Regions from separate parts of the Homo sapiens genome. Here regions 2 and 3 are each linked to region 1. The links are chromatin contacts, found by Hi-C or POLR2A ChIA-PET in ENCODE. All regions are on one chromosome and are shown on one strand. The core of a region is the stretch at or near the end of the contact, and the rest is flanking DNA. Distances in the headings are between cores, read along the strand shown.

Evidence for each region. A loop is a pair of places that touch in the nucleus more often than their neighbours do. ChIA-PET counts read pairs that join two places held with the same protein, here RNA polymerase II (POLR2A). Pooled maps may share reads with other maps.
Region 2: a map of CD4-positive, alpha-beta T cell shows a loop between it and region 1 (8-fold over the local background). The contact joins the promoter of RMC1 here to the promoter of ESCO1 in region 1. A Hi-C loop is called at or near these places in 1 of 168 maps with a recorded cell type or tissue (CD4-positive, alpha-beta T cell), 2 of 37 single-sample maps with no recorded cell type and 7 of 50 pooled maps.
Region 3: a map with no recorded cell type shows a loop between it and region 1 (9-fold over the local background). The contact joins the enhancer-like site here to the promoter of ESCO1 in region 1. A Hi-C loop is called at or near these places in 4 of 37 single-sample maps with no recorded cell type and 6 of 50 pooled maps. POLR2A ChIA-PET finds 5 or more read pairs at or near these places in 1 of 52 experiments (OCI-LY7).

Annotation. Positions count from the first base shown.
Region 1 is chr18:21,598,643-21,602,926 of GRCh38, reverse strand. ESCO1 (establishment of sister chromatid cohesion N-acetyltransferase 1) reads left to right here and starts at 2,223. Exons shown (of 12, transcript NM_052911.3): 1 at 2,223-2,304. RefSeq lists enhancers at 594-673, 1,998-2,517, 3,585-3,879.
Region 2 is chr18:23,501,373-23,505,656 of GRCh38, reverse strand. RMC1 (regulator of MON1-CCZ1) reads right to left here and starts at 2,146. Exons shown (of 20, transcript NM_013326.5): 1 at 1,937-2,146; 2 at 1,210-1,286. The coding sequence starts at 2,038. RefSeq lists enhancers at 1-189, 1,435-1,534 and a silencer at 1,785-2,434.
Region 3 is chr18:23,229,821-23,234,104 of GRCh38, reverse strand. All of the region lies in intron 4 of CABLES1 (Cdk5 and Abl enzyme substrate 1), which reads right to left. Among named protein-coding and RNA genes, the nearest start is that of CABLES1, 96 kb to the right of the region's middle. RefSeq lists enhancers at 2,035-2,084, 2,205-2,364. Within about 2 kb of position 2,129, at least 22 of the 41 ENCODE cell types and tissues checked have a DNase peak (open chromatin) inside an H3K27ac peak, as active enhancers do; they include OCI-LY7, where a contact is called at or near this core.

The DNA of each region.
Region 1 (4,284 bases), core at 974-3,473:
TTGTCTGGCAATCAGAAGACGAAGATGAAGGGAAACATAGGTCAGGTCTCCTGATAAATAACCAGCTTTTAACCAGACCAGTAGTTTACTCCTGTTCCCCCGCCCCACCCCCCGCCCCCAATTTGAGCTGTTTGGCATATGTCATTAAAGTGTGTATCAGGGACTGGAGCTGAAGGTGGAAGCAGCGGACAGGTCTTTGCCAAGTAACACAACTATGGTAATGTGAAGAATGGCCTCACCCATCAATACCTCCCAAACAGCTGGGATTACAAACGTGAGCCACTGCGCCCAGCCTCGTTTTTGTTTTTAAGCCATAACATCTCCCTGCGCAAACTGACAGGCAGCTCACTATTCGTGGAAGATGAATTGTCAGAAAAACATCAGGTTTGACAAACTTAGAGCACATTTTGGTTGTACTTGGCTTCAAAGAAGGAGGGCAGGAAGGGGAAAACCCATTTATGATCACCTCTTCCCATTCTGAAATGCAGAAGTACCGAACTAGCCTCACAGTTCCGCAAATAAGCAAAGGGTAGCACAGAACATATGTTCAAAAGCAGTCTAGTAGCCGGAGCAGTGGCTTAGGCCTGTAGTCCCAGCGCTTTGGGAAGCCAAGGAGAGAAGAGAGGATCACTTGAGGCCAGGAGTTCGAGATCAGCCTGGGCTGGTCTCAGTGAGACCTTATCCCTACAAAATATAAAAAAATTAGCCTGGCGGCCGGGCGCGGTGGCTTACGCCTGTAATCCCAGCACTTTGGGAGGCCGAGGCAGGTGGGATCACAAGGTCAGAAGTTCGAGACCAGCCTGGCCAAGATGGTGAAACCCCGTCTCTACTAAAAATAAAAAATTAGCCGGGCATGGTGGCAGGCACCTGTAGTCCCAGCTACTCAGGAGGCTGAGGCAGGAGAATTCCTTGAACCTGGGAGGCGGAGGTTGCAGTGAGCCGAGATCGTGCCATTGCACTCTAGCCTGGGTGACAAGAGTGAGACTCCATCTCAAAAAAAAAAAAAAAAATTAGCCTGGCATGGTGTCGTGGGCTTCATACATGCAGTTCTCAGGGAGGCTGAGGCAGGTGGGATCGCTTGAGCCCAAGTCGAGGCTGCAGTGAGCCGTTACTGTGCCACTGCACACCAGCCAGGGCTACACAGCAAGATCCTTCCTGTCACAAAAGAAAGAAGTGTGGGAACCATGAATCCTAGTGATAGAATCTTGGATTCTATCTCTAGAGGCGTCCAAGAGCGAGCCAAAGCTTTGTCTGAACACTCAGTCTGACTAAGTCTAGCAGAATATTTTACAATTTCTGATGATTCTTGCACTCTGATACACAGGAAGAAAGTGTGCAAGGAGAGGGCGAAGCCCTGCATTTTTTGGAGGTGCTGGAGGGCAGTGTAGGGACTGCACCCTCCTTTTTTTTTTATTTGAGACAGGGTCTCACTCGTCCAGACTAGAGTGCAGTGGCCCAGTCTCAGCTCACCACAACCTCCGCCTCCCAGGCTCAAGGGATTCTCCCGCCTCAGCCTCTCGAGTAGCTGGGATTACAGTCGCACGCCACTACCACCCGGCTAATTTTTGTATTTCTAGTAGAGACGGGGTTTCACCATGTTGGCCATGTTGGCCAGGCTGGTCTCGAACTCCTAACCTCAAATGATCCACCCGCCTCTGCTTCCCAAAGTGCTGGGATTACAGGCGTGAACCACCGCGCCCGGCCCCACCCTCCTTCTTTACATTGGCTCATATGGAAGACCAAAGGCACTTGGATTATACATCGCAGACAGAAGCAGCCAAAACCTACATGGCAACCAGTTGCGACAAATTTCCAAGGTAAACCACAACCGCTGGGGGCCTGGGTGGTTTTCAGCTCAAAGCGATGACCCCAGGAACGACAAGCGGCCGCCGCTAGGGGGCGCCGCCACTTCCCTGCCAGGCGACCACCCGCGGAGGCGCGCGCGCTAGGCCTCCCACCGCGCCTGCGCTGAGGATGGACACTAGCTCGCCTTTCCTCGACGCCCAGCCGTCCGGGCCGGGGTGAAAAACTGCGTGACACGCAGTGAGCGTGGCGGCCATCTTCGTCTTCTGGGCACGTCAGCTGAGCCGGTTAGGGCTGAAGAGGAGCGTTGCGCAAGCGCACCCAAGACGGTCACAGGTAACTCCCATCTGACGAGCGAGGCGTCGCCGTCGTCGCCGGAAGTTTGGTGTTTGCGCCGCGGGGGAGGCGGCGGCCGCAGCAGAAGCAGCTGAGTGTCTCCTGATACCCGGATGTGAGGCGATCCGCTGGCGCTAGTCTGACCCTCCGCCAGGCAAAAGGAAGGTACGCGAGCGTCCCTGACGGTCCCCGCCGCCTGTGTCTTCACCTCTCTTTTGCCAGCCCCTTCAGGGAGCGGACAGTTCTCCCTCTTCCTGTTCCACCCTCGGTGGCGTGTTGCCTCGCACGCCCCTTCCTACTGCTCCGGTCCCAGCTCTTCGCGCCCCTGGGAGGGAGGTGGGAGGCTCTAGGCTCCAAGACGCCGTCGCTTGAGGTAGGCAGCTAACGTGCTCGCGTGTCCGCGCACCACCTGCCGCTGTTTGCTGGGCGGTCGAAGTTCATAAGGGGTCGTGACCGCCGACGGGGCAGGGCCGGAGTTCCCAGCACTGCCGCGAGGGCTCCGGGAGCCCCGAGGTGGCGCGCAGCCATTGCTAGCACCGGGGCAGCGCCAGTGCTGGTCCCGCAGGTAGCTCCGGGCCCCGTCTCCGCCCCCTGCGTTTTCTCTTCCCGGCGCTTCACCGGAGCCAGTCCCTCGCCGCCTCCTGGCGCAACCCGCTGACCCGGCCTGAGCCTGGAGGCCTCTGCAGTTTGCGGGGCGCGATGTGGGGTCTTGGTTTTACAGCCTTCAGTTTGGGAGGGGAGCGGGCCCAAGGTCATAGAGTAACTCATGCTGCAAATGGGGGTCTCGGCACAGGTAGGGCGGCTCTGGAGTAGAAATGAGTGCATTGAGGGCCGCAGTGAAGTTTATAGCGATGGAGAGAGGCGAACCAAAGAGAATTGGGTCCTCGATTTTTATCACGGGTTAAGATTATTTTACTATGGGGGTTTATTTTGCACAGGCAGAATGGGATAGCAAGTCCAACAATTCGAAGACTACCTCCTCTCCCTCCGCCTCTCAATGATGCGTCCGAAAATCCGGCGTGTGCTTTATTTTCCGGGGCGATGGGGACGCAGCGGGGACCAGGGGAGGGAGGAAGAGGAGGAGGAAGGAGCTCAAGCTTTGCGATTTGAGAAGTACTATGAACCATGTTTTCTGTAGTCTTAGCTGCAATGAGATTCCTTTAAACAGGAATCGCAGCACACAGTATCTAGATAGTATTACAAAACGATATCTCAATAAATAAGCTTCGCAGGAAACAAAAGCGCTACTTGGTGGCATAAGGTGTGGTTAGTCCCCCCACCAGCATTGGCTTTTTTAAAAAAGTGGATAAAACATAGATTTCAGTTGAAAACATCCAGGTTGCAGTGAACTATGCTATATTCACTTTGTCTTCTGGTCAAGTACTTAGTTTCTGCTTTACACAGGACACCAACACGAATAAAGTTTTAAGTTATTATTTTATTTTGAGACGGGGTCTCGCTCTGTCGCCCAGACTGGATTGCAGTGGTGTAATCACTGTTCACTGCAGCCTTGACCTCCCTCCCCGGCCCCAAGCAATCCTCCCACCTCCGCCTCCCTGAGTGGCTGAGACTACAGGCGTCCGCTACCATGTTAGGCTAAGTTTTCTATTTGTTGTTGAGACGGCGTTTCGCCATGTTGCCCAGGCTGGTCTCGAACTCCTGGGATCAAGTGATCACCTGGGCCTCCAAAAGTGCTGGGATTACAGGCCTGAGCCACTGTGCCTGGTGAATTTTTTTTTTTTTTTGAAAAGCAAAAAATCTAATCAATGGAATTAGACATGGGAGTAGGATGAGAAGTGCTTTAAAACGTGCTTAATTTGGAAGTCGCAAATTCAGGCCTAGAGCATGTGAGGAAATGAGGAAACTAGGACTGTAATAGAGCCACTTTTTCCCTTTTAGGCAGAATGCAGAGTATCACTGTTGGGTCAGATATGTGACTTTGGAAGCACAATTCCAAAATTTGTCCTGGCTTACGAGCTAGAACTCCTTTATCATTGCTAACTGAGGAAAATATGCTATTGTCTCACCTTTCTCAATCAATATTATAATCCTGTAGTGAACAAGTAATTGTTTGTTTTTTTTTTTTGAGATGGAGTCTCACTCTGTCGTCCGGGCTGGAGGGCAGTGGCGAGATCTCGGCTCACT
Region 2 (4,284 bases), core at 897-3,396, 1.9 Mb before region 1:
AGCATCCCTAACTCTGACAGGCTCCCAACTAAGCCAGCCTCCGTGCTGTGAACAGCATGATCTTGCCAAACACTGACATGATCATCCCACACCCCACCTGATAAGTTTCAATAAGAAGATAAAGCTCTAATTTCATAGGAGAATATGTAAGGTTCAAGCTGGCCCCTGCCAGTGGCCACACCACCACCATTTCCCCTTCCCTGTGGAGACACCCTATGTAACCTTCAGTTACACAGACCCAGAGTTCCCCAAAACACCATGCTCGAACCCCATCCATACTTTAAAACCTTGCTCAGGCCGGGTGCAGCGGCTCATGCCTGTAATCCTAGCACTGTGGGAGTCTGAGGCGGGCGGATCGTTTTGAGGTCAGGAGTTCGAAACCAGCCTGGCCAACACGGTGAAACCCCATCTCTACTAAAAATACAAAAAAAATTAGCCGGGCGTGGTGGTGGGCGCCTCTAATCCCAGCTACTTGGGAAGCTGAAGCAGGAGAATCACTTGAACCTGGGAGGCGGAGGTTGCAGTCAGCCAAGATCGCACCACTGCACTCCACCCTGGGGAACAGAGGGAGGCTCCCTCTCAAAAAAGGACAGTTTCTCATTAACACAGACCAACAGTAAAATTTTTTAAGTCACTACTGAATTGAGGGCCTACATTATACTTTCACCTTCTGTAAGCACCAGTGTTACAGTGGCCAGATAGCTTATCATCCAAATCGAGACACTTCTGAAAGTGAAAGGCCCTGCTGTTGATCATTAAACCTGTTCAACAGTGCGAACTGGGACTATGCAGTCACCTTAAGTATAGTGGAAGCCATGATTTTCTTGTATTATTACATGAGAAACAATGAATCTCCTCCACCTGCCACTCTGGAAAGACCTGGGCTAAAGAAATGAACGCCCTCCTCTGTGAACAAACCAGAAATGGGCACATCATCACGCTGACTTGTTAATTTCCAGTGCTAGGAAGTGGCTGCCCCACTTTTGAAGTATTTGGCTCCCAAATCAACTGCTCCAGATATTCCACTCTGACAAGAGGTGCTAGTAAGTGCCACGAAGACCCTCCCTACAGACAGGAATTCCATGTGCGCACACAGACTTCAGGCCTCTTAGGGCAGACCAAATGACAAAATTATAAAAAACCATTTGAATTAGAAAAACATCATTCTGTTTACATGACAAAATGATCTGAAAGTGTCTATACCATTACCTAAATGAGATGGGATTCCTATCATCTGGGCCTTTAACTACCACGCCAGTAGCTCCACCAGATCGAACAGCAAAAACCTGAGAGGGAAAAGCAGCAAGGTTAACAGCCTGAACTCTGAAAGGATCTAAACTCAGAAGCCAACCCGCAAGCGATTATTTCTGTTATACACCACCCTGGGTTCAACTAAAGTAACACGGCACATATCAAGGTACAGATGTTTGGCTGCTCAGGTGAATTTTAAAAACCAAGAGCAGAGAGCGAAAAGGATGCCACCGTGACACCGGGTCGGGTTCCCGAGGCTCCAAGTTCTAACACCGGTTCGCGCATCGGCGCCGCTGATACGCCTGAAGTACAGTCTTTTCCCCCTTTACAAAATTTCAAGGAAAATGAAAATCTCGACGTCTAAACCCTTGACTACGAGTGTAACTAATGACAAACACAACAAAAGAAGCCTAGATAAGACGGGCGCGCCAACAATTGAGACACTGGCCACGGGGCCACTGCATCCGCGCAGCTGGCTCGGGGGTCCAGCCCCGAGGTCACCTGCGAGGACACCTGGCCGCGGCTGAGCCCACCCAACAAGGAAGGAGCGCGCGCCGCCTCCCGCGCTGGGACGGGACGGGACAGGACAGGAGGGGACGCTCGGGCCTGGTCGCGCGGGACCGGCCTTGGCGCGCCCACGACCCCGGCAGGGCCGCGCGGGGGAGGAAGCGCGGGCGCGCCGGACCTGCTTGTTGGCCTCATCGAAGAAGACGCAGTTGACAGGGTTCGCCTTCTCGAACTGCACCGGCCGCTCGCACAGCTCCAGATAGTAGTCCTCCTCGCCCATGGCGGGCGCCGCGCCCGCGGCGGGGGCCCCGGGGGCGGTCGCCAGAGTGGAGCAGGATGCGCGGTGGAGCCCGGCCCGGACTGTAGCGGCGGCTGCGGCTGCGGCTCTGGGCCCGGCGCGGACGCCGCTTCCTGGTGCCACGCCCCCACCCCGCCCACCACGTGACCCGCGGCCCTCTGCGCTTAAACGGGCAGCGTCTGGCTGCGGTGGGGCCCACCGGCCTTAACCACGCCCCGCCCGGCGCTGGAGGCTCCTCCCCTCTCCCCGAGGGCGGTCGGAACGCGGCGGCGTGACCCGGAAGCCCGCGTGGTTCCCCGCGGACCGAGGGCGGCGTAGCCGCCAACCCTACCCTGCTGCGAGTTCCTGTGCCCGGCTCGGTCGCCCCTGCCCCAACCTGTACCCCCGCGTGGGACCGCTCCCGGTCTAGGAAAGGCTCCTCCTTGCTTTCGGGAGGATTTCCCAAGTGCCTCCCGCGCCAGAGTTCCAGCCTCTGGGAGCTTCGTCAGGGAGAAGGGGCTGAAGGCTCACTGAGCAGGTGTAGGGGCGCCAGAGACCGTCTCCAGTCCCCTCAGCGCTTCTGCGGGCTCTTCCGCTGGAGCCAGAAACCGAATTGACAAGAGGCAGATAAACAAAAGAAAAGCATACACACTTTATTAGTTTTTCATGGGGACCTTCAAAAGAGAGTGAGGTCTGAAGAAGTGGCCACAGCAAGATGCTTTTATACTTTTTAGACAAAGAATGATGCATTTGAGAAGAAAGCACAAAAGGCATCTGGCTGGGGCGATACATTTCTAAGAGAGTCACTAGGAGAAATATTGGGGAGGGTGTAAAATTAGTGGAAGGTAAGTGTTACTTGGGAAGTTCATTTATTCAGGTCCATTGCAGCCCCAACTCCCAGTCTCTGGTGATAAGGGCTATTTTCTGACCCGGGTACAGAGAGGGTGCCACTCCCAGAGGAATCTTTACTGCTTATTCCCTGTAGGAAACGACAGGTCATCTAGCCCTTTCTGAAACTACAATTTCTCCGGTGTTTTTAGCTCAAAATAATATACCAATTTTTGGACATATTTTGGGATAGCACATCCTTCACTCCTTGCTAGTAACAGGGAAACCTAATATAGATTGTGGGTCAGCAAGCCTTTTTACTTGATAAGAAACATGAAATTTACCATGTTAGCCCCTCTTTTTTTGTTTGTTTCAGAGACAGAGTGTCTCTGTGCCCAGGCTGGAGAGCAGTGATGCGAACACGGCTCACTGCAGTCTCAACCTCCCATCTCAGCCTCACAAGTAGCTGGGACCACGGGTGCATGCCACCACACCTGGCTCATTTTTTTATTATTATGCTTTGTAGAGACAGCGTTCTCTGTTGCCCAGGCTGGTCTCAGACTCCTGGCCTCAAGTGATTCTCTCGCTGACCGTGCTCAGCCCCCATGTTAACCCTTTATTTTTATTGTTTATTTTATTTTATTTTGAGACGGAATTTCGTTCTTGTTGCCCAGGCTGGAGTGCAATGGCCCTGTCTCGGTTCACTGCAACCTCCACCTCCCGGGTTCAAGCGATTCTCCCGCATCAGCCTCCCAAGTAGCTGGGATTACAGGCACCTGCCACCATGCCCAGCTAATTTTTTTGTGTGTATTTTTAGCAGAGACCGGGTTTCACCATGTTGGCCAGGCTGGTCTCCAACTCCTAACCTCAGGTGATCTGCCCACCTTGGCCTCCCACAGTGATGAGATTACAGGCATGAGCCACCGCGCCCGGCCCCGTGTTAACCCTTTTTGAGGTGTTCAGTAGTATCAGGCATATTCACATTATTGTGAAATACGTTTCCAGAAACTTTTTATCTTGCAAATCTGATTCTGTCCCTAAATTTGACTACTCTAAGTATCTCATATAAGTGGATTTTATAGTATTTGTCCATTAGTGTCTGGCTTCTTTTGCTTAGCAAAATATCCTCAAGGTTCATCCATGTAGCATGTGTCAGGATTTCCTTCCTTCATTAAGGCCGAAAAAGATTCCATTTTATGTATATAGCACATTTTGTTTATCCATTCGTCTGTTGATGGGCATGTGGGTTGTTCCCACCTTTGGCTGTTGTGAATAAAGCTATGCAAATATCTGTTCAATATTCTGTTTTTAATTCTTTTGGGTCTATACCCAAAAGTTGGATTACTGGATCATATGGTAGTTCTATTTCTCAGAGAGCTATTTTTGAGTGGCTTTGATGTCTGAGCCCAGGAGTTTGGTTT
Region 3 (4,284 bases), core at 880-3,379, 1.6 Mb before region 1:
CTGGGATTACAGGCGCGCACCACCACGGCCGGCTAATTTTTTGTATTTTTAGTACAGACGGGGTTTCACTATGTTGGCCAGGCTGGTCTCAAACTCCTGACCTCAGGTGATCCACCCATCTCAGCCTCCCAAAGTGCTGGGATTACAGGCGTGAGCCACAGCAGCCAGCCTGGGTTCTTTCTAATGCTGCATGAGACCACCTCTCCTTGCTGCTCCCCTTTCTTAGGAGAAATGAATTCTTATCCTAAACACCTACTGGGTTTATTGTTGGTGATGAAAGAATTAATGCCACAGTAGTCACTTCTACCTTGACAGACCACCTAGAAAATGAATATCTTTTAATAGAGGAATAATCTCTAGTAATAACAAGTAATCATTCATTCATTCATTCAGGGATGAAGCCTTGCTCTGTTGCTCAGGATGGAGTACAGTGGTGTGATCATGGCTCACTGTAGCCTCAAACTCTTGGGCGCAAGCCATCCTCCCGTCTTGGCCTCCTAAAGTGCTGGGATTACAGGTGTGAGCTACCATGCCTGGCCAAACAAGCATTTATTTAGCACTTTACTATTTCCAAAGACTCACACATCATTTCTTTGGTTCTTTAAGATGACCCTATGAGAAAGGTACTACTATTTTGATCCAATTTACAGAGGAGGAAACTGAGGCCCTTGGGAGATTGCCAAGGTCACCAGGACGGTAGGTTGGAGAGTTCATCCAATGTCATTTCTAGTACATCACATTGCCGTGGAGATGCAAGATGGACCTATGCTCAGGTGTAACTGCTCACACCTCAAAGGACCACACCCTTCCCCTACGGTAATTTTTAAAATTTGCCACATATCAGAATTGTACGGGGATCTCTGACAAACTGTTATCTGGCTCCCACCCCCAGGCAGTTGGCATGGGCTGTGACCTGGACACCAGGAGTTTTAAACACTCCCCAGGCGATTCTAAACTGCAGCCATGTTTGGGAATGACCAGGTCTTCATGTTCTGACATCCAGTGCCTGTTAGTCAAAGGCACCTCAGACCCACAGCATACTTGCTGTGTGGCCTGGATGGAGGGACCATATTCAGGGGTCATCTCCTACAACCTATGCAAGAACGAATATAAGGCAGGGGCAAATTGCTCCCAGCCAAAGACAAAGTCATCAGGTAAGAAGAGAGGAGGGAGCCAAGCGAGTGGTGAGAAGAGAAGGGAAAAAAGCTATCCTCCAATATAGAAAAAAAAACAGGGATGCTCTGATTCTGTTGAGCCATCATCCTAGTCTCTGGGCATTACATGAATGAGCCGGCTCCCTTATCCTACCCATAATGTGGAGTCTAATTAACAGAAATGCCCAAGACCTTCTGTGCCCAGTAAGTGCTGCATTTCCACAGCAGGCTTCCTGGGAGGCCATGGTAGTGCCACCCTCAAAACATCTCTGGAGTCCCGTTCAGAATCGACACCAAAGTCATGCAGAAGAAAGCCAACAACCAACTCTGTTCACACCCACAAGACCGTCTGCCCTACTGCTGCAGCTGCTATGCAGGCACCCCAGGGCGATTCTCAAAAGGCTTCTTAAAGCAATTAAGGATGGAGATGATGAATGCACAGGGGCACTGGCATAGGGAAGTGCCTACAAAGCAAAAACGTGAACAAGGCAATGAAGCAAAAATACCTGCGGTGGGCAGGGAGGGAGGGGACTGACCACATGCAGAGCAGGACAAAAACAGCAGTGTCTTCCTTTTCATTCAAGGACCAGCAGCTCAGTTCCATGGGCTTCCTACTTTTCCAAAGCCAAAGCCAGCAAGCATGGTCTTCAAATTCCCAACTCCCAAATAATTTTCTCCTTGTTTCCATTTTGCCAGATGGAGAATGTTACTTAGGGCTGAAATTAAGAGAGAAGTAGGGAATATCTTTTTGGAGTGAGTAGGCCAAGGGAAATAAGGAGAATTCCAATAAGCCCATACTGAGAGGGTTCTCAGATGGAGAGCTGGCTGCAGGCAGGGGCAGTCTCAGTCCATTTTCATATCCTGTCTATACAACGTCTGATATGTAACGAACTATTTACTGAGCTGAGCTAGTGTGGCTCTTTGCTGTCTCGCCGGTACTGGTACATGCAGATGGCATGAAACTTGGGTGATTTTCCACTGTGCCCCTTTTCATCTGTCTTCAATTTGCTCACAGGCTCACTGCTTCCCCGGGGCAGCCTTGTCCTGGCCAGCTGTCTGCCTGCCGCCAAATGTGCACATCACACATCACAGTTAACAGAACCAAACCAGTCGCGCCTCTTCCACACTCCCCTTCTTGGCATTTCCTCCAAAGGAAATGAAGCCCTAACAAAAAAAAAATATAGTCATGTGCTCGTATAAAGTCCAAGATTCTATTCCATGAGATAAAACCCAAACCCATTTAAAGAAACAGGGATTCTTAGAAACAGGGATTCCAGTGGATTGTCCAAGCGTCTCAGCGACACTTGGGACCACAAGAAAGACGGGCAAGGCTCCACCAACCCTACCCACAGAACTGGTCCCTCGAGAAATAACGTGACTCACTGCAGTCACCACTTCCCCCTGGCTTTCTACTTACGTCATTCTACTTTCTAAATTGCTAAGGCTAAGCCGAGTAAGAAAATAAGCAAGAATAGTGGGGCCACCCTCAACTGCTACTGGAGACACGTGAGGCTTGTTACAGACCAGTGCCACGCAACAGAACTTCCTGTGATGACGGAGATGGTCCTTATCTACCGTGTTCCATACGATGGTTACGTGTGGCAACTAAGTGCTTGAAATGTGAACAGTTGACTGAGAAACTGAATTTTTATTTAATTTTAATTAATTTAAATGTAAATTGCCACATGTGGCTAGTGACTACTAAGACCCAGTGCTTCCTTGGCAGGACTTTTGCTACCCTTATTTTATAAGTTCCTATGGCAAGATAATATAGTCATAGATACTCAGTGACATGGATTTGGTCTCCCAGTTTTCTTCCCAAGAGTGGCCTATTTTCTGCCTATTGCCTCTGGGGATGTTTAAATTACAGGCCACTGCAGAGGGAGCAGCAGTGCAAGATTCTCCTAAGTCGGAAGGGAAATGACCATGGGGTCCATGATCAAATGGGACCCATGCCTTGCACCATCAGCACCCCAAGAACAGGGCTCCCAGCCATGATAAAGATTCGTAATTCACATCTGGCACAGAGCAGCAGATCTTTTTGCCTGGAGGGGTCACGGGGCGGGTGTGACAGTTTTGGCAGTGCTAGGGCAACCAAAGGAACAACAACCAGCATGTGTTCCCCAAATCCTAGGCATTACAGTAGGTTCCAGGCCCTTCTTTGCACAATACTGGAGATGGGGAGGGAGGAATGCCCAGTGAAAAGTGAGTCTCAATTTCCCCTCAGCCTTGTAGAAGGGGGGTTTACAGTTCATATTAAGTAGATTTAAAAAGAAGAAATGAGGTATTTCTTGTACGCCAAAGCTAGTCACACTTCAAAACTTCGCTGATACAGTAATAAATATCATCTCAGCTCTAGAACACTGACAGCTTCGTGATGGCAGAGGGCAACTTTTCCACGCTTTTCCTCCCTCAGATTCAGGGAGAGGTTATCACTAACTTCAGGGCTACCATTTTGCTGGCCTGGAATTAAGAGCATACACGTACAGGCGTGGGCATAGTCAGCCGTCCACAGAAAACAAAACAGATCTCATTTCTAACAATGTCAGTTTCTTATAGGTTTTTTTTGTTTTTGTTTTGAGATGGAGTCTTGCTCTGTCACCCAGGCTGGAGTGCAGTGGTGCGATCTCAGCTCACTGCAAGCTCCGCCTCCTGGGTTCATGCCATTCTCCTGCCTCAGCCTCCCGAGTAGCTGGGACTACAGGCGCCTGCCGCCATGCCCGGCTAATTTTTTGTATTTTTAGTAGAGACAGGGTTTCACCATATTAGCCAGGATGGTCTCGATCTCCTGACCTTGTGATCCGCCCGCCTGGCCTCCCAAAGTGCTGGGATTACAGGTGTGAGCCACCGCGCCTGGCCCTTCTCATAGCTTTTTAATTTGTATATGTTAAGACTCTTGGGATCTAAAAAATACATCTTTCACAAAGAGGCTGACAAACTTTTCCGGGTTCATTCTTCTTAGGTAAGGGCTCTGATCAATGTTGCTGGAATCTTTCTGATATTAACATGAAACATGAAATTGCTGTTCTTTGGTCGTACTTGACCCCCATAAACAGCAGTTTCACATTGTGCCACATAGCTTAACAGCTCAGGCAACTGCTCAGTCTTTATGTGTGAGTGAAAAGCAGGC